Regions from separate parts of the Mus musculus genome. Here all the other regions are linked to region 3. A link is a loop called in an ENCODE intact Hi-C map of the cell type or tissue named here. Cell type or tissue: gastrocnemius. All regions are shown on one strand.

What was found. A loop is a pair of places that touch in the nucleus more often than their neighbours do. Peaks named below come from ENCODE experiments on the same cell type or tissue, not always from the same donor. Only the 100,000 strongest peaks of a DNase experiment are listed, where the experiment ranks them.
Region 1: it touches region 3 in a loop (4-fold over the local background); 16 of 42 quality-filtered maps call a loop at or near these places.
Region 2: it touches region 3 in a loop (3-fold over the local background); 10 of 42 quality-filtered maps call a loop at or near these places.
Region 4: a loop joins it to region 3, with 2.9 times the contacts of the local background. A loop is called at or near these places in 5 of 42 quality-filtered maps.

Annotation. Positions count from the first base shown.
Region 1 is chr7:100,110,636-100,115,635 of GRCm38, forward strand. It overlaps Pold3 (polymerase (DNA-directed), delta 3, accessory subunit), which reads right to left. Exons shown (of 12, transcript NM_133692.2): 3 at 1,635-1,737. Among named protein-coding and RNA genes, the nearest start is that of Pold3, 8.4 kb to the right of the region's middle. In gastrocnemius, no CTCF peak of the experiment used is centred here; no DNase peak of the experiment used is centred here.
Region 2 is chr7:100,188,651-100,193,650 of GRCm38, forward strand. It overlaps Gm45994 (a long non-coding RNA gene), which reads right to left and starts at 4,016. Exons shown (of 3, transcript XR_001778232.1): 1 at 3,727-4,016; 2 at 3,163-3,349; 3 at 611-1,783. In gastrocnemius, a CTCF peak has its summit at 2,314 (motif pointing right); a DNase peak (open chromatin) is centred at 2,315.
Region 3 is chr7:100,007,429-100,012,428 of GRCm38, forward strand. All of the region lies in intron 1 of Chrdl2 (chordin-like 2), which reads left to right. Among named protein-coding and RNA genes, the nearest start is that of Chrdl2, 3.5 kb to the left of the region's middle. In gastrocnemius, a CTCF peak has its summit at 2,393 (motif pointing right); DNase peaks (open chromatin) are centred at 2,410, 4,059 and 4,886; H3K4me3 peaks cover 273 bases; H3K27ac peaks cover 400 bases.
Region 4 is chr7:100,121,813-100,126,812 of GRCm38, forward strand. No RefSeq gene overlaps it. Among named protein-coding and RNA genes, the nearest start is that of Pold3, 2.8 kb to the left of the region's middle. In gastrocnemius, CTCF peaks have their summits at 1,873 and 2,596 (motif pointing left); DNase peaks (open chromatin) are centred at 1,882 and 2,612; H3K4me3 peaks cover 541 bases; H3K27ac peaks cover 427 bases.

The DNA.
Region 1 (5,000 bases), 100 kb after region 3:
CATGTCAGAATTTTATTGTACATTTTTGAGATCAATCTTGCCCAGACTCGCCTGCATCAACCTCCCAAGTGCTAGAGTTCTAAACATGTACAACCACACTAGGCTTCAATAAAAGTTCTTCACAGTGTGGTGGTTGACACCTTTAATCCAGCACTAGAGAGGCAGGGGGATTGCTGTGAATACGAGGTCAGTCTAGTCTACCAGCCAAGCTACAAAATGAAAGCTGTCCTTAAAAAAAAAAAAAAAAAATCTTCATAGATCCCAGATTAAAATTTGACTCTTCTGTTATGTCTGGCAAATGAATAATAAATTAGGTGATTTTTTAAAAATCATCAACTAAAAATCACTACATAAAACAGCTGAGAACTTGTAATTATAAGCCCTAATTAGCATAACAAAAACCCACTAACCAGTGGTTCTCAAATTGTGGACTGAAACCCCGTGGAGGGTTGCATATCAAAAATCTTGCACATCAGGAATGTATATTACAGTAGAAAATTAGTTATGAAGTAGCAATGAAGTAATTTTATGGTTGGGGTCACAGCAACGTGAGCAACTGTATTAAAGGGCTGCAGTGTTAGCAAGGTGGAGAACCACTGCTGACTAAACACCTAAGAGTCTCAACAGTACAAAAACAAGGAACGAAACACTGGCTGGAGAACGCAGGGCTCTGAATCTAAAGTTCTGCTTTTCCTCATAAAGCTCACCTAAGAGCTTTAAATCACACATGCTTGGGACTCTTGTTAAAAAACAACTGCCATTAGTATTATGGCAAATAAAGTTGAGGTTATAAACGTATGATTTTGAAGGAAAATCAAAAGGGTAGTAAAAAAGGCATCTTAGTAGACCTCCACGAGGAGCCCTGATCCTGGGACTGATGGCAATGAAACAGAGGTGTCTTCAGACAGGCTCAAGGAAAGTGAGGACGGAGAAGACCTGCACAGGAAGCCGGTGTGCAAGAACTATGAACGAGCCCTGGATTCAGTCCAAGGCAACAGAGCTTCTGGTGCTTAAGGCCTGGGAAGAGCTCAGTAATACCTGTTCCCCACCGCGAGGGAAACAATGGAAGTCAACAAAAGAGCACCAGCGCTGAGACTGGGACTGAGACTGCGTTGTGGTTGAGATGAAAAAAGCAACAGTACCCTGAGCTGGCGGGCATGCAGAGGGGCAAGAACAGAAAAGAATGCAGGAGCCTAAACACCTGTCTGTACCAGCAGCTAAGCCTCGGCCTTACAACAGGCCACTCCAAGTGACCTATCAAAACGAGTACTCAGGTTACAAATCACCTAATTTTTTTCCCTCCTTTTTTATTTAACATTGGAATCTGACTTGAAATTTGAAGATGAAAATTAAGTACCAGTGTCTACAATACGTATTCAAAAGGAAAAAGAGGTTCAAGGAAAAGCCATTCCCTAATGTCTCATTTCCTAGGTAACTAAGAGTGACAGTCTCCTCATCACAGACAAGATATTACATAACCTTTCTTGTCAGATTTAGTTTAAAATTTCAGAACACTCACTCTCTTTAAGAGGTACTTTAAAACTTCCATACCATTCACTCTTCCTTCTTCCTCCTGTTATTTCTAATAATGTTTCTATCTCATGAACATGAAGTCTTGTTACAAGAGAACTTACAGAATGTCCGTTCTGTATAAGACTGCCAGACACCAAGTAGGTAACATGCAGCTGAGCTCCCGAATTTTCTTTCCGTTTCCTTTCAACATATTCATAGAGCATCCTGTGCCAAACAAGACAGAAGTGACTCATTAGCATGCAGCTTCCTCATCGACTCCGGATTCATGACTTGGAAGTCATATATATGAAATCTGACAGTTTCTTCAACAGCACAATTTTTTACTTACTGAACAGATTTTTGAAAAAACAATGAAAAAACTTTAGATGGAGCATGGGACTGGAACCAACTTATCTGAGTTGGCTAAGACACCCAGGAAGTAACTGAGGTAAATCTAGAAATATGCCAAGAGGGACAGAACCCATAGTCAAACAGTGGCAATGGCCAAACTGCAGATACAAAAGTGAGTCAATTATCGAGCTATGGCATCCAGAATAAACTTTTCTTGGTTTCCTATCTTCAGGCATAAAGCACAAGTGGCATTACTACATGAATAACTCTTATAACCCGAAGTCATACACTGTCTGCAAGCCTCTATTCTCAAATATCAATAGTCTATATGTGCTTTCCTAGAGATGGAAAGGATTTGGGGTTTTTAGTAATTCTATGAGATCATTATGTTAAATACTTCAAGTCATCATATACATCATGACAAATATATATTCACCTGTTACTACTGAATTACATACAGTCAGATGTTTCATGATGTAGAATATAGCAGATGCTTACACCAGCCAACATCTAAAATGTTCATTAACCACACACTAAATGCAGAAGTGTTGCTTGCAGTAAAGTCTTTATTCACTTTTATCCCAACCACCCAAAATACCAGAAGTTGATGCCCCTCAATGGAGTTTAACAATAAAAAGATGCACATCATCTGTCTTTATTTCAAGAAATATTTAGCAAGCTTCTACAACATATCACACTTCAGTTGAGAACAGCCAGAAACTCAGAAATTCTGATAGCTAGGTATGGTGGTACAGGCCTTTAATTATCCTAGAGGAAGAGGCAGGTGGATTTCTGTGAGTTCAAGTCCAGCCTGGTCTACACAGTAAGTACCAGGCTTACTCCAGTAAGCCTAAGAAACCCTGTCTTCTCCAGACGCCCTCCCTCGCTTACCTTCCACGATACCCAGCCGAGTCCCCTGCTACACCTGCTCCATTTTTCCTGCAGTTTCTGTGCTTTCCTCTCCTTAGCCATCTTACCCTATTTTAGTATGACCAGTCACCCCAGTTTGCCTGACTCAGATAGGTTTCCTGGGAAATGGGATATGGTTGGTCACCCCGTGGTATCCTCCATTGTCTATTTTATTCAACTCCATGGCTTCGGTTTTTTTTCCCTGATGACATCATCATTTGTTCAAACCACCTTAGCCAGAAATCCAGGAGTCATTACCTTTCTCCTTATGCAATGAGTTGCCAAGTCTCATCAGTCCTCCCTCCCAACTAACTCTTGACTGGACTCTATGCTCTCCAACACGCTATACTAGACTATTTCAAGTCCAAGGGTCACCTGTATTCTCTTTTCACCATCATTATCTGTGAGGCTGTCATAGTGAAGTTTTAAAATGCAAGTCAGTAAAAAAAAAAAAAAAAAAAAAAAGTCAATAGATTAAAAAAACGAATCAAAACGTTCCTGAGTGCCCACTTGTGTTCTAAGCAGTAAACAAAGGAGTCACGGCTCCTACCCATCTGGACCAGCCATTTCTTTCCTAGAGCGTAAGCTTAAAATTGGTAGGAACTTGAATCACAGCCATCTGTCTGCCTCCCTTTAATCCTAGGGAGGGAGTCTGAGGCCAGCCTGGCTTACATAGGGAATTCCAGGCCAGGCAGGGCTATATAGGTTCCATCCATCTAATTCCTCCTACTCCAAGTCTCTCTGACACGGCTAGCCAAGCAGAGCACCTCTGCCTCCCGAGTGTTAACAGCTTACGCCCTATCATGCATTCTGACATCTACTACACCACACTCTATCACAGGTTTTTAAGGCTGCCTTTCCATACACCACCAGTTACGTAAGTACAAAGCGTGCACTATTTGTCAGTTTTACGGATTCTTCCGCCTTGCTCTCTCACATCTTCCCCACTTCAGAGACCACGTTAGAAGGGCAGATGAGGGGGTGGACTCTTGACTGTTGATGCTAATTAGGACCTGCTAATAGAAAACCAAAAAGGCAAATACCATGTCTACCATGCTCTCAAGCGTGTCAGCCAACTAGTCTTTTCTCCACAGCTCTTGACCTTGCCTGGGTCAGTCAGCAAACCACTGTCTTCTGCACAGGTTTCCCCAAATAAACCCCAGCTGTTCCCATATTAGTTTCTCTTCTCACTTGTTTTTGTTTTGTTTTCTTTTTAATCTATTTCCCTTCTTACTGAGAAGTTTACAACAAACTTTTTTAAAAAGGAATTTATACCTACTTTAACACGTTTCTTATTTAGTAAAGGCAAGTACTCCATTTCTGACAATAATATATGTGAAATATTCTTTAAAATGAGTGAAAAGCCTTGACATGCTGCAGAATGTTTCCTATGCACATGATGACTTACAACCTCCCCGAGACCCTTAACTTTCCTCTCCTTTAGCTCCCCTGGAACCAAACCAATTTTAGTCCTCCATAATATTTTTCCAATCTGAAGATGTCATGTTTAAGTCAATGAGGAAGGATCTTGTCTGTTAAATAATACTTTAAAAAAAGAACTAAAAACAAGAATTTGTTTTGTTTTCTCAAGAAAAGGTTTCTCTGTGTAGCCCTGGCTGTCCTGACACTCACTCATTAGACCAGGCTGGCCTCAGAACCCAGAGATCCATTTGCCTCTGCCTACCGAGTGCTGGGATTAACGACACTTAGCCACACCTTTTAATTTATACTTTATATTTTCTAAACATGACTGAGCCAGCATCTCCCTCCCTAGATACTGCTCTACATTTTCTCATTAGAGGTGGAGCCCAGGAGGCAGTGAGTCAGTGAGGACTTTTGAGGGACTGCCTGAGCGTGAAGCAAGTCAGAAATATGAGTGGCTTCTGTTATGTGCCAGGACAGCTATTAGGGCCCTGAGTAGCTGTCTAAGAAATCTGACTACTCCAAGACACCATGCCCAAGCCCTGTAACACCCTGGTCTATAGCCCCAGCTAAAGTTCAGCTGATAATTAGTAACAACTGCCAGATGTACATAAAGATGATTAAAGACTGGGCTGCAGTGGCTGACACTTCCCAGCTAAGACTGCAGATACCATTCAGCTAACATGGGTCATTCCCACTATGCCCTGTCCACACTGCAGAATCTATGAGTGATAAAATGGTTATTGCTTGCATTAAAGTTTTGGCCAATTTGTTACACACCCACAGTAGTCAGAAGAGTGACAAAC
Region 2 (5,000 bases), 180 kb after region 3:
AGTTCTACCTTTTGTGGCTTCCCTTTTTTACCATGTTAGGCCTGCTGGCGATTAGAGAGATACTCCCTCCAACACCCAAGCATGCTCACATTTGCTTGAGGACCAGTCTCTGGGGAAGGGGCAACGCTAAGCTGATGACATAACCACTCCCCAAAGATGAAGAGTTTTCACCAGCATCCATCACAGCTGTGCTAGCTGGGAAACAGGAGCAGAGTGTCCCATCTTAAAGGAGTCTTCAAGTTTCAGAGACAAGATGGAGATTGGGTGGGATGGTTCATGTTTGCCATCTTAGCACTTGGGAGGTAAGGTAGGAGGATCAGGAGTTCAAGACCATCCACAGCTGCTTAGTAAGTTCAAAGTCACCTTAGGTTACAATAACAGGGGTAAGGGGAAGGACACATGAAATAAAAAACAAAAGTATAATAGCACTAACTAGAAGCATAGAAAGTAGGAGAGACAGATAATAATGTGAAGGTCAAAAGAGGAAAAGGAGCTGGGCGGGAGTGGCACATGCCTTTACTCCTTTATTCTGCACTCAGGAGGCAGAGGAAGATGTAGCTCTGTGAGTTCGAGGCCAGCCTGATCCACAGAGTGAGTTCTAGGAGAGCCAGGGCTACACAGAGAAACCCTGTCTTGAAAAATAAACAAAATACAAAAAAGAGGAGAAAGGATGCCTGTGAGAGAAAGGATGCTCTCAGGGAAGCTCTTGCCTTTGAAAGAGGCTGGGCTTGGCTGCAGGTATTTGCAATCTCAGCACCTGGGGAGGGGAGACAAGTAGATCCCCAGGATTCAATGGCCATCTAGTCTAGCCTCCTTGGAAAGCACCAGGCCAATAAGAGATTGTATCTAATAAAACAAGAAAGCTGAAAAACAGCAGCCAGAATTACCCTCTGGCCTCCAGCTGCACATACACAAATATGTACATGCATATACCAAAGAAGGAGGAAAAGGAAGTATTTGTGGATGGTTCTGGAAGTTGAGGTTAAAGAATTAGAAAGACTTGATTAGGAGGTGCAATCGAGTATGGTCCACCGGTGGTAACCAGAGTAGGCTGATGGTGCTGCTGCAGTCTGTTGTTCGGTGACATCCAGTGACTCCAGCCAGCTTTAACATGTATTCCTCAGAGTCTTTCTGTTGTTGATTTTGTGCTCAGTGAGGAGAAACAGAGAATAGGAGTCCAGGGCCAGAGGTTTACTCTAAAACACACATGGCAAAAAGCTGCATACATTTCTTTTGCTTAGACCCTTTTACAAGGACTTATCCTCCAACAGGCTGCAAGGGAAGCTGATACAGGAGGTCTGTCTGGCTACTCATGTCCCAGCCACTGTCGACTACTTTTGAATAGGCGAGCATACGTTGGTGGACAGCTAGTAGTCTTGAGTCCACCCTTCTTTCTCAGACACAACTGGTCAAAATCAAAACACTTATAACGTTGCCAGAAGGAAGAAATGTTGCCACTTTAATTGGAGCTTCTCAGATGGCAATTATGGAACCCTTAGGAACATAAATAAATCTGTCTTGTGAATGGGACTTTGAGATGTTTGATCTCCCCCTGACCCTCACAATGGCACCAATGAGTCTGGTCTCTGTTCTCATTGGGATCGTAATATTAACATATCAGTGTAAGCCCAGGAGGCACAGACAAAGCAAGGCTTTCAGAGCCAGCCCTTTATGGAAAAAGATTATTCTTTCAAGTGCTCCTGAGGATCCTGAACATGATCTGCCTGATGAAATCAGAGAAGACGTTTGTAGCAGTGGCTAACTCGTGACAGAGAGTAAGCTCCTGGGGGGTAAAGGAATCAGAGGTTAGTCAAGAGGAAAGAAGCGGGTATGTGATGAACAACTGCATCCTTTGGTACACACTGCTGTGAGTCAAGGGATGCCTCTTCCTGGGGGACCCTGACAACCAGTGATGAACTAATAAGATGGTCTAACCCCATCACCTTAGCTTGGGATAGCTCCGAGCAGCCATGTCAGTTCCAGAACTCCAGGGTCAGCCATGATTTCCATCACAACCATACTGAGTTAGCTTTTGTCATCTGCTCACTCCTGCATCCTTACTTCTTTACCCCCATCTTCCCAAAGTGTTCCCCCCCAAATCTTCTGTATACAATTCTCCATTTCCAAGGAGTCAATGTCTGCTCAAGAACCACATTAACACTGAGCAGATTCCAAAGTTGTTGTCCATTAGATCAGAGGAATGGGGTGATAATAGTGAAGGAGGCAGTTACTGGTTCCAGCAAACAAAAATAAAACAAACAAACAAAAAAAGAGACTAGCAATGCAGCGCTGACTAGAAAGAAGTAGCCGCTAGATGGCGCAGCCCCATAGAGCAGCGCTTCCTTCACAGTGTAGAATATTGCCTTAGATATGGCAGACACTCAACACTCTAAGAAGGGGGGAAGTGTTGGCTCATCATTTATGTCCTTGTTTTTCTATTTACATATTCTAGGAACACAAGTGTCATAACCTGTTTCAACACCTTAATACCACACCCTCTGTGCCATAACATATTCTCAACTGATCTCTACACGCGATCCCCCAAGTCTGTTTTGTTTTTCTACCTGCCACAGTCGTTGTTGCCACGGGGATACTAATGATTGGAACATGCGGAATTCCAAACAGTTGCTATGATTCTCACCTAAAAACTGAAGAGAATGAGTAATAAATCCATGGCACCCTCCCTCTTCCCCCTCCCCTCTGTTTTCCTATCTGACATAATAGCATTGGTTGTGAAATATAATGTCTCAGGGAAAGTAGTCATGGAAACCGGCAAAGAAGATGAAGAGTTTGAGAAAGACGCATAACTCAGTCAATCAATCAATTCTCTTGTTCTGGAGTTAATAAAAAGAAATATTTTCTACTTGGAAAAACATTTAGTCTTTTGAAGGTTAGAGGGTTTTCCTTACCTCAGGGGGAACATACTTGGAAGTGTCTTTTTCCATTGTATAAACTTCTAAAGAAGAGTTTGTTTGTCTAGGGGAGGAACCCTTCAAGAATTACACGGAAGAGAGATGGGTTCTACAAAACTAGGAAGATGAATGGGTAATGGGGAACTGTGTTTGGCCCCTCCCAGTCTCTCTGGCAGTGATGACTGCAAAGTCATCCCCAAAGAATAGACACCAAGCCTCAGGGTTGGTTCTTATTCTGTCAGGTCCATACCTGCTTGGACAATGAGTATCTTCAATGTAACTTCAGTGGACCAAAGACAGTCCTCCAGGTTTTCCATGGTTTCCAGTGTTCCAAGGTCTCTCACTCTCTGCATCATGTCTGGCCGATGGATCTCTGTATTTGTTCTCATCTGCTGCAGAAGGAAGTCTCTCTGGTGAGAGCTAAATGAGGCACTGATCTATGAGTATAGAGAAATATCATTAAGGAGTCATTTTATTGCCATGCTTTGGTTTGGCTTGGGTTTTTTGTTTTTGTTTTAGAACAGTAGTTTTTTGTTTACCACTAATTCCCTGGGCTAGTCTCGGGTTCTTGGTTACCCAAGCAGTGTCAGATATGGGTTCTATTTTGTGGTGTGGGTCTTAAGTCAAATCAGCTATTGATTGGCTACTCCCACAAGCTTTGTACCACCATTGCCCTAGCATATCTTACAGGTAAGACACCACGGTAGATAAAAAGTCTGTGGCTGGGCTGGTGTTTGCATTTCTCTTTTGGTAGTGGGCAGAATAGCTTCGTGTACCAAAGACGCTAGAACATAGAATGTAAGCAGGAACTCACCTGGGTGGTTTGTTTTCGTGATATCTAGTTTCTTGAGTTCTTTATATTTTGGATATTAGCCCTCTAATGGATGTATAGTTGGAGAAACGTTTCCCTATTCTGTAGGCTGCCACTTTGTCTGAATGACGGTGTCCTTTGCTTTCCAGAAGCCTCTCAGTATTATGAGACCCCATTTATTAGTTGTTGATTTTAGTGCCTGTGTTAATGGTGTTATGTTCAGAAAGTCTTTTCTTTTGCTAAGGAGTTCAAGGTTATTGCCCAGTTTCTCTTCTATAAGGTTCAGTGTATTCAGTTTTATGCTGAGGTCTTTGGTCCATTTGGAGTTGAGTTCTGTGCAGGGTGGTAAGTATGGATCTATTTGGATTTTTCTATATGCAGCTGTGCAGTTTGTCCAGCACCATTTGTTGAAGATTCTGTCTTTTTTCCAGTGTGTATTTCTGGCTTCTTTATCAAGAATCTGGTGTGCATAGGTGTGTAGATTTATGTGTAGGTCTTCAATTAGATTCCATTTAACAGCATGTCTGCTTTTGTGCCAATACCATATGTAATTGTTATTACTATAGATCTCTAGTCCAGCTTTGAAATTGAGAGTGTTGATTCTGACTTTTGGCTACTTTATTGGGTTCTTTTTCTTACCACCCCTTTTCACCCTTCCAACCCCTCAACACTAGGTAGGAAAGAAAGAAGGCTAGAGGGAAAAGGAAGTTCAATCTTGTTAGATTACTTCCTGCTGATTGGGGGCATTGATTTCCTTGGGGCAAGTCCAATCTTCCAAGTCAGGATATACAATTTCTTCTCTATTTCTTTGCTTACGACCACTTGACAAACCACAGCAGCAGGAGAATTTGCAGCCACCTCAGCCTCTTGAGACTCTGGCATTTTTATACCCTCTGAAAAGTGCCAGAATTCCAAGCATAAGCTATCTTTAGTTGGCAAAACCACATCCCTGTCAGAGCATGAGACAAATCATGGCTGCTATGAACAATCTGAAGCATCCTCATATCCCACATCTTGGATTAAAACAAAAATGTAATCACATAACATTTTTGTGTTTTTAAAGAAACCAAAATTCTCACTACAGGTAATAACTCCAGCAGTTCTTTTAGTCTTCAGGTTTGCTTTAGCTATGCTGGGTTTTTGTTTTTCCACGTGAAGCTGAAAATTGTCCTTTTAAGATCTCTGAAGAATTGTATTGAAATTTTGATGGGGATTGCGTTGACTTTGAAGATTCTTTTTTGGTAGGATGGCTATTTTACTATATTAATCCTACTGAT
Region 3 (5,000 bases):
GTTATGCAGGACCACAGCCTCTGTTTCCTAACTGCCCCTCCTTATGCTGGTGACTCCTTCTGAACCTCCCCAATAAAGAAACAGAGCCCAACAAGGACAGTAGTTTGCTCCAGGCCACCAAACTTGAAGACCCAGGTCCCCACCCCCTAGCTGACAACCTTTTCCAGGCTTGGCTCCACCTGCCAGCTCTGCTTCTGACTGGCTACTGGCTTTGTGGAGCTAGTGAGGCTAGATTCTGTCCTGCTTCTGGGAATGGAAATGTTGCATGTCTGTCTGACGTCCCCTAGCCTGTCAGTGGCATGAGAATTATGGACACCCTCATGTCTCATAAGACAACACAGAGAGCTCAGACTTGGCTTCAATTCCTGACTGCCTCTTACACCTGAGTCATTTTTCAAACTTCTGTGAACTTCAGTTTCTTCATCGGCAAACAAGAGCTACTAACCAAGGTCTAAGGATGTGGGGGAGGACTAAAGGGAGTGATGCTTTCAGATGCATACTGTCAAATATTCAGTAAATACCCCCTCCTTCCTTAAGCCCTGAGAGTTTCCTCCTAGCCTGCCTGCTGTCCACTGAAGGAGACTTAGTCTCAGAGGACTGCCATGCCTGCCCTGGACTTGACCCTGGCCCTGCAGCTTCCTTTCCAATACCATTGCCCTGGGTGAACCACTCTGATGATGGCTCAGAAGTACTCAAAGCCCCCGTCTGCCCACCATGACCACCTTCAACAATTCAGACACCTCTTCCAGAAAATTCTACCTGGTGACCAGCTCCCTTTCTGACCTCCCCTCCTCTGTGCCTCCAAGAGCCTTCCTGTCTGTTTCTGTCACTAGGTTCTTCAGTTGGCTACCTCCCCCATAAATACAGAACCCCAGACACTCAAGAAAATGACTATCACTAAAGCGAGGTGGCCTGGCATTCTGGGAGGAGCATTAAGATCCTGGTGGTGTCATGGCTGAAAGAGCTTTCTCTTCTGTGTCTACTATCGGATTATCTCCTTTCACAGTTCATCTGAAGGAGGGTCTGCTACAAGGCCACAAAGGAAGGAACAGAGACCTAGATCCTAACCCAGGTCCCGTCATTTGTTGGCCGTGGGAATTGGGACACATCCCGTATCTCTGAACCTAATGATGATTGGTGCTGTAGGTCTAAGAATTTTGCAAGTCTCCTGCTGGTATCCTATTTTAAGGTCTTGCATGAAAGCTCTTGTCTTAGGGTAAGAGAGATCTCAAGCCTGTGGTGTGTAAGAAGTCCCCTGGTGACATCCAAAGTGCTTTTACAAATGGTGCCAACAGATGGGTGTTCTTAGGTCCAAGCCAGCCACACCGTTAAGTATGTCTAGGGCAAGTGAGCCGGGGTTTTGGCATACTCCTTACCTGAAGTCCAAGGATGCTCGGTCGGCAAAGGTTATTTATTCTCTCTGGCTCTACTTCCACCTGCAGATCCATACTGAGTCCAAGCTAAGCCACACTGAGCCCTAACTGTCTGACACTCACCACTGACTGATCCCCAGTTCCACCTGAGGCTGGAGGCTCTGGCCTCATTTCTGACTGGTGCTGATCCCAGTTCCAGGTGGAGTCACATCTGTGTGGTTCCACCCTGGTCATGCATCCCCTCTGTGACCCAGAAGTGGCCACATTCCCAACTCATCTCCAGGACCTTCTCTGGTACTTGCTCCTCTCTGCACCGTGTCCTTACAAACTGCCTAACAAGCTTCATGAGTCTCTTCTCTTATCTAATGTTACTTCCAAGAAAGGGTCAGTCTCTAAGTCAGACATCAACCCTCAAGGGTGTGTGTGTTATGGGAACTGGAGCTTCAGTTCTCAGGTGGTAGAATCTCAGAGCCCAGTAGCAGGCCTGAACAAGAACGTAGTTCCTACAGGATGGTGTGGTTCCAAAGGCACAGGCACCATTGGAGCATCAGGGTCCCAGCGCTTCATCTTCCTCTGATTCCAAATGTAAGGTTCCCAGGCCTCTGTTTGCCACCTATAAGGTATGATGCTTGTCCTTAAACAGGTGATGTTTGGGGACCATGGTAGCACTGACTGTCTCTGAGATCAAGACATCCTTGCCTTCAACCTGAGTCCATGTGACTTTGGGAGTGGGCGTTGGGAGAGTGTAAGAATTCTGCCCTGTGGGGAGGAATAGATGAACAGTACCTATGAAAAAGTGCCTGGGGTGGGGCAGGTGTGGGGAAATATGTGTCATGAGATGCTTACCAATATAGAATCCTGTTCTGCTGTCCAGCTTAGTCACATCTCTATTCATCTGTCCAGATGTGCTAAACTAAGCAGAGAGCCGGTAAAGAAAGGCTTGAAGTTCAGCCTTGGGCAAGGTCCTGTGGCTGGGTCTCTAGGCACGAGCTTCTGCACCTCCCTGCTCCCACCAGTAGAGGTCTCTGCCTCACTCACTGGCTCCAAGCTGCAAGCCCCAAGACAGCTGCGCCGTTGCTCCAGCTGTTGCACCTGTTCAGGGCTGGCCTCTCAGGTTCCCTCAGCCGCCGGCTATGGCGCCGGCTCAGAGAAAGGACCTAGAATATCTTGAACTCCCAAAGAGGAGGACTGATGTGAGCGAGATGTCCCTCGGAGATGCGGCACAAAGATCAGACACCACTCTGGGTAGGACCCGAACCTGTTGCGCATTCTTGTATTCAGGAGTTCTTCATTGTGTCTCAGCCAAGTTTGTTTGCTCGTAAGTCGAAGCCGATTTCTTCTGGCCCTGTCACTTGGTTGGGCACCCCTGTCAGCGTCCTCTCCAGAGCTATGAGTTGTGGAGTCTATGCGGGGACAGAGCAGGGATCTCTGACAGGTCCTGATTCCTCCCTCGCTGGGGCTCTCTTTTTCTAGAGTAAAGGGACTGGATATGGTCTGAGTTCATAACTTTCTAGGAATCTATGGCTCTAAGTGTGTATAGTCAAGCAAAATAGAATGCAGACACTTCTCTTTGATAGGTAATAGAGATGCCCTTCCTGGCTCAGTGATTTTGTCCTTGGAAGTCCATCTGTGCTCCTCAGTGTCTGTCTGTCCAGATGAAGAGAGATATATTCAAAGAAGTGTATCCCTTTCACACAGTTTAGCCACTGAGGCCTTTCTTGTATCATTAAGAGGCAACCCTCAAGGAAAGCAAGAGCCCAGGGAAAAGCTACTGCCGAGGGAAGTGAATCTGCCTGTGTAAACAAAGGACGGCTGTATGGGGGAAGTGGGATCTGAACGCCCGCATTCCTGGGCAGTCCAGCTCACTCAGCTTTGCTGAGCTCTTGCTCCGATTCCAGACCTCACTGTCCTCTCCCTGCACCTCCGGGTATGTGTCCATGGCCTTCTCCAGCCTCCCTCGAAGCTGCTACTGGTTGTCTTTCATGATTGCTATTGGAAGAGTCTTTAGGCATCCTCTCCGCCTTTGACCTTGCCCACACTGGGCCAGACTGTAGGATGTTCTAGGAGGGGACACTTGAGATCCCCTCATAAAGATCAGGGAATGATCTGTGCCCTCAGCAGCCCCAGGCTCCCGACCTCTGGGTACACTCTGTTCTTTGGTTTGGCAGGCGGTTTGAGAGTCAGTGGCCAAGAGCTGGAAGGGGAGGTCAAAGGTTAATTCATGTCATGTGGCAAGATATACCTGCTGAAAGGGCCTTGTTCTCCTCCCATGCAATAACATTGTGTTTGTTGTTGTTAAGGAGAGAGGTTTCCAGGATTAAAGACCATAATTGGCTCTTCTGCTGTCGCTGCTCTTTCTCTCTCTCTCTCTCTCTCTCTCTCTCTCTCTCTCTCTCTCTCAACTTCATCCATCCATCCACTGGGTCACTCATGCAGCACTAACTCTATGCAGGCTCTGAACCAGGCAGAGGTTCAACATTGGTTCCTTCTTCTCACACAGTCTGGTATAGAAGACAAATCCACTCAACCCGTGTTTCTAATTGCTATGAATTCGGACAGTGTTGTGACCAAGCTTAACTCAGTCCTGAAGGTGAAGCCAGGGACCTACAGGGTTGGGGTGGCTTTGTGGAAATGGTGTCATGGAAACTGTCTTTGGAGAAGTGGGGGAGGGGCCAGCCCAACCCTGGCAGTGTCCTCCAGGCAGAGGAGACATCAGTGAGAAGACCTTGAAGTGTGATGAGCGAGAGGCAAGCAAGAGGAGGTGAGCCTGAAAACAGGGTCACCACAAACAGTAGTGATTAAAAACGTATCCGGGAGCCAGCTCAGAGACAGCCTGAGGGGGTGACCAGGGGCTATCTGGGGTCTGTCTGGCAAATATTGCCACCCAGAATTGAGACCAGATAATCTAATTCCAAATATGTCCAGTCTGTCAAAGTAAGGCGCCCAGGTATGGTCTATGAATGTGGGCGCTTCCTGTGACCTCTGACCCCCTCTCAAGGTCCTCTCTGTCCTAGTCATAGTCACTCCATCTCTGTGCCTTTGCAGGTGGCTCTGGATGCCTGTCAAGCCACTCCCCTTCTTGCTCCTTGTTAACACTTCCAAAATCCTACCTGGTGTCTCTAGTCTTCTCTTTCTCCCCACCCCCCCACCCTATACGCATACAGACACACAGACACACACACTCACACACACACATAGACACACTCAAACACATACACAGACACACACACAGACACATACACAGACACACACACACACAGAGACACACAGACACATAGACACATACACAGACACACACACACACTCACACACACACTCACACACACACATAGACACACACACCACTGTGTCCCACATCTATTTGTCTTCTTTGCGAGTCAGGCTCTAGGCCCGCTGAGTGTAAGACTTGAGCTGCTGAAGCTCCACAGATGAGCGAACCGCAGGAAGTTTCTTCCCTGTTACTAATGATAATGACACTCACTGCATGTGGTGCCAAGTGCCCTGCCGTCACTGATATGTAATTTTCTGGTCCCTGCCAGGAGCTGCAACCACTGTGATCACTTTCTGTCACTCTGCCACTTTCTGTCACTTTCATGCTGCCAGCGGCACAGGCTGCTGTGCCTGCAC
Region 4 (5,000 bases), 110 kb after region 3:
TAAAAGAGTTGGTGTCAGGCGTGGTGGTGCAAAAGCAAGCAGATCTTTGTGAGCTGAAGACCACCCTGTTCTACCCATGGAGCTCCAACCTAGCCAGAGCTACCAAGTAAGAGTCACTAGATTAGGGACATGATCTTTGGGTCAACCAGGAGTTTCCCGGAAGATGTGAAAAGACTGGGGAAAAGAGCAGACGAGAAATCAAATCATTCTATTTGGCTGGAGTTATAAGTGAGACGATACACATAAAACCTTCAAGCTGTGCTCACCACGATCACACTAATAATAGCTGGTAACTGTGTTGTTACACGACAAACATATTGAGCAAGTGCTTTGAAAATGAAATTTCATTTAGTCTCATAGAAACCCAGCAAATGCATTGTGTGGTTTTCATAGAGAATCATAACAGATGCCTGTAAATAAACCCAAGATCATGTCAAAGAGATTACAGTTGTGTCTACAAATACACTGAAAGGTTTTAGGGTCAAAAACAAATCAGAGAAGAGTATCCCTTGGAATTTTCCCTCCCACGAATTAAGAGATGAAGAAAGTCTTTTAGTTTCATGTATATTCCCCAGATATATCACAATTACTTACTTACTGAGTAACTAGCATGTGGTGGGCATCTCTAGCAGTGACCCTAATCCTCAAGTAGTCTTGTTAGATTTTATTATCCCTTTATACACACACACACATACAAAAGATGAGGTCCCATCATTTCAAACCACCTTCATGTTGTTCATGGGAAGAGTGACTAGGAAACAACTGCAAGGACTTTGAGACAGGGTTTGTGTAAACAAAAACTATTTTAAGTATGATCTTGGGGCCAATGAGATAGCTCAGTGGGTAAAGTGCTTGCAGCACAGACCTGATGACCTGAGTTCAGTCCCAGGGAGCCACATAAAGATGGCAGGAGAGAACTGATTCCTTGGAGTCATCCTTTGGTCTCCACACACCATGGTACATGCAGGCCCATGTATATGCACAAAATAATTAATAAATAAAAATTCAAACTTACTGTATTCATAATGTCAGAACACCCACGTGTAATAGACTCTCAGCAAATGAATTTTGCTTGAAGTTTGGTTACAATGAAGGCATTGAGAGCTAAGTGAAAATACTGCTGAGAAAGAAGTAGAGCTCTGATGTGCCCACTGTGACTTACCATCACTGAATGGGCAGGGGCCATGTTAGACTTTGTATTTAAATATTCTCGTGTAATCTCGTCAACAATCTAGGATGTAAATATTACCTGTATACTAATATATAGATGTCAGATAACTTGAGTCTTTATCTCAGTTTTATAGAAACTGTCCAGAGTTAGGTAGTTTGCTCCAAGCCACATACATAGCAAGTATGTTTCCGTCCAGGTATGCTAAAATAATCGCCCACCGTCTCAAAGCTGGGCTTGCTTTGGTGGTAGCATTGGGCTGCCTTTTGTTCTCATCTTGGTTTTTTTGAGGTTTGGGTTTTTTCTTGTCTTCCAACTGTTTAACTTTTTACAGATCTATGTGATTTTTTACAGTTAGAGAAAACAGGAAAGGTGAAGCACCAAGCAATGGAAAATCAGTCCATTGTCTTATTCCAGATATCAGAAGGGCTTTCCATATTTTGAGACATGAAATGCAAATGAAGCTAACACACTTTTGCCTACACACACACACACACACACACACACACACACACACACACATGACTTTAGAGCAAGCAGAATTTTCACTCCCTCTGCCTTGAGGATAAAGCTTGATATCAGTGTGTCCTGCTGGGACACATCAATGTTGTCTAGAAGCCAGCACCAGCAATCAGCCCGACAGCCAAAGATGGCCAAACAAAACTTACGCATGTCAGTGTCACACGACACCAGCAGTGGGAGCCAGAGGACCAAGACTCGGCCTAAGGTTGTCATCAGCTGCAGAAGGCCAGCCTTCCCTTTCTCTTCCCCATCATCTCCACCATGGCAGCAGTGAGCACTGTGATTCTGTCAGGGACCAGAGTGGGAATAGATAGTGTTGGACAGGTTGAGGAACACGCTACCTACATGTAGTCGAGATCCCCAAACCCAGTTATCAGCAAGGGGGCAGGCCTTTGATAGGAAGGTTAACCCCACCCTGGGATCCAGGACTCAGACACAGGCCTTATTGATACAGATGTGACAGATGGATATTAATGAATTCGATACCTGTTGCCTATATACCAGGTCTTATATGACCTTATAGGAACACAACGTGGTCTTCATCGTAGAATTTACAGTCTGAGGTTACAATTGAAGGTTATGGTGCCAAAGGAGGTGACTAAACACAATTAAAAACAGAAAATAAGGAGATAACTTTGAACTTGGGTATCTGGGGCTAGATACCATGTCTTTTCACTGTAGGCAAAATATGTAAGAAATAAACCCAGAATATTGTCTTAGTATGCCTTAACAGCAGATAACAAGCCCACAGTTCCTTTTTGTCAAAAAGGTTCTTCTAGGGCTTGGAAGAAGGACCAGCAGTTAAGAGCACTGCCTTTTCCAGAAGACCTGGGTTAGAGTTTCAGCACCCTCATGGTGGTTCACAACTGGCTATAATTCCAGTTCCAGGTATTCTGATGCCCTCTTGTGGCCACTGTTGGCACTGCACAGAGGTGGTATACAGGCACACAAGCAGGCAAAGTATAAACACACACACACACACACACACACACACACACCCGCCTACAGCCTCTTTTAAAAAGTCCTTCTATGACAGTATGTGTTACACTTTGTATAAGCAATGTTGTGGCGTGTAAAGCCAGCAAAGCCAGGTCACATCAACTTCTGGACTGGAATCCAAAGGACAGTACGATAAGCCTCCAGGTACTTATTGTGAAAAACACATCAGTGTGTCAATGTAAAATCTGTTATCAAGCATAAGTGTGGAGAACACACAGTTGCTGGTTCTCTCTCACCTGCACCACCCCTCCTGTCTCTGATTTCACCCACGCCTGGGTCCAGTAGGCCATGTACCTCTTTTTTTTAAAAGATTTTGTTGTATTCTTTTTTGTTATTGTTTGCTTGCTTGTTTGTTTGTTTGTTTTGATATAGTGTCTTGCTGTGTAGCCTTGGCTGGTCTGGAACTCCCTATGTAGACCAGGCTGTTCTTGAACTCACAGAGCTCTATCTGGCTCTGCCTTCAAAGGCAAGGACTGGAGATATCTACCACTACACCCAGTTCTTATTTTACCTTTAATTGTATGTATATGTGTGTGTGTGTGTGTGTGTGTGTGTGTGTGTGTGTGTGTGTGTGTGTGTGTGCATGCACATGTGTACAGGTACCCACAGAGACCAGAACAGGACACCAGATCCCCTGAAGCTGGAGTTACTGGCAATAAGTTCTGGGACCCAATCTCAGTCCTCTGAGCCATCTCTCCAACCCCTCCCATGTGTATTTTAAATAATTAATTCAATCATTTATGAAGAAAAAAAAAACAGCCAGAAGCCTCCCTCCATTCCACTCTTGGATCTGCTTAAAATATTTTCCTTTGTTTCTTTCACTGGAGGGGAAGGGGGCGTGGCTTGGAGAGTGCTTTGGAAAAGACCACATTGTAAGAGAAAATAAGCAGGAATCCCCATTTGGACATGTCCAGCAGGCTCCGGACCATGCCTGTCCTCAGATACAGGCTTGGGTCAGTAACCTGACAGTTAGTTATACAGGGTAACAGGCAATGTGGAGGACTGAGGACAGACCAAAGCGCAGGGAAGACCAGCAGTTAAGGGACAGTGAAGAAAACCCCGAGAAAGGGAAGTAACAGGGTGGAAGATCCCTGGGGCTCTCACAAAAGAAGTGAGTTTGAATCCCCAAAAGTACCAGTGCCCCTTCTGGTGTCACTGTGGAAGGTCTGAGAGGAACAGGATGGGTTTGGTAATTAGAAGGCCACTGGGGACATCAGCCAAGGAGTGGGGCTGGACTGCTAGGGCTCTGTGAGGTGAAAGGTGAGGAAAATCAAGAAGACTTGGAGATGCCTCTGGCCAGTTAGCCAGGTGGAAATGAGCTGGGAGGGCCTGTGGAGGGTTATAGGGTTCCTAGCACATCTGCACCTCCCCTAGAGGAAATGCAGCGGGTGTCTCTAATTAGCAACTGTCTTTGACTGACTGGTTTTGTATCAGCTTGACCCAACCTAGAGTCAACTGAGAGGAAGGAACCTCAGTTGACAAAATGCCTCCATAAGATGCAGCTGTAAGGCCTTTTCTAAATTACTGATCATTAAGGGAGAGCAAGCTGATGAAACCATAGAAGCAAGCCAGTAAGCAGCACCCTCCATGGCCTTTGCATCAGCTCCTGCCTCCAGGTTTCAGCCCTTCTTGAGACCCTGTCCTGATTTCCGTCAATGATCTGCAAGCGTAAACCAAATAAACCATTTTCTCCCCAACTTGCTTTTTGGTCATGGTGTTTCCTCACAGCAATAGAAACCCTGACTAAGACAATCATGATAAGCATTCTGGGGGCACCTCCATGTAAGGCTGGGGTACCCAACTATTTGACATCATAATACATTTTCATCTGAAGAGTCCATGCTTGAAAAACAGTGTGGTCTAATTACAAGAAACACACAGAGAAAATCTCAATTTCCCTCTCTCTCTCCCTCCCTCCCTCTTCCCTCTTCTCTCTCTCTCTCTCTCTCACACACACACACACCAACAACAACAACAACAACAATAGCAACACTAACATCAACACCAAACCCCGCCTACTATTTTAAGTACGTTCATGATTTTGTGTATTGTGGCTGTCCTTGGTCCCCATGCTCAGTGGAGGGGTCTCAGTCAGAGCCTCCAGCTACAGGAACGAAAGGCTGAATCTGCAAGAGCGTTCAGCAGACTTGGTTCCCAGGGACTGGGCTATCCTCAAAAGGCCTTTTCATTCCAACCCCAGCCCCCACTTAGCCATAGCCCTGGGGTGGGCCCTTAGCAAATATTTGTTGACAGATAACTGAATGATGGAAGGGTGAGGTTGAATTGCGTATTGTTGGGCTCTATAATCCCT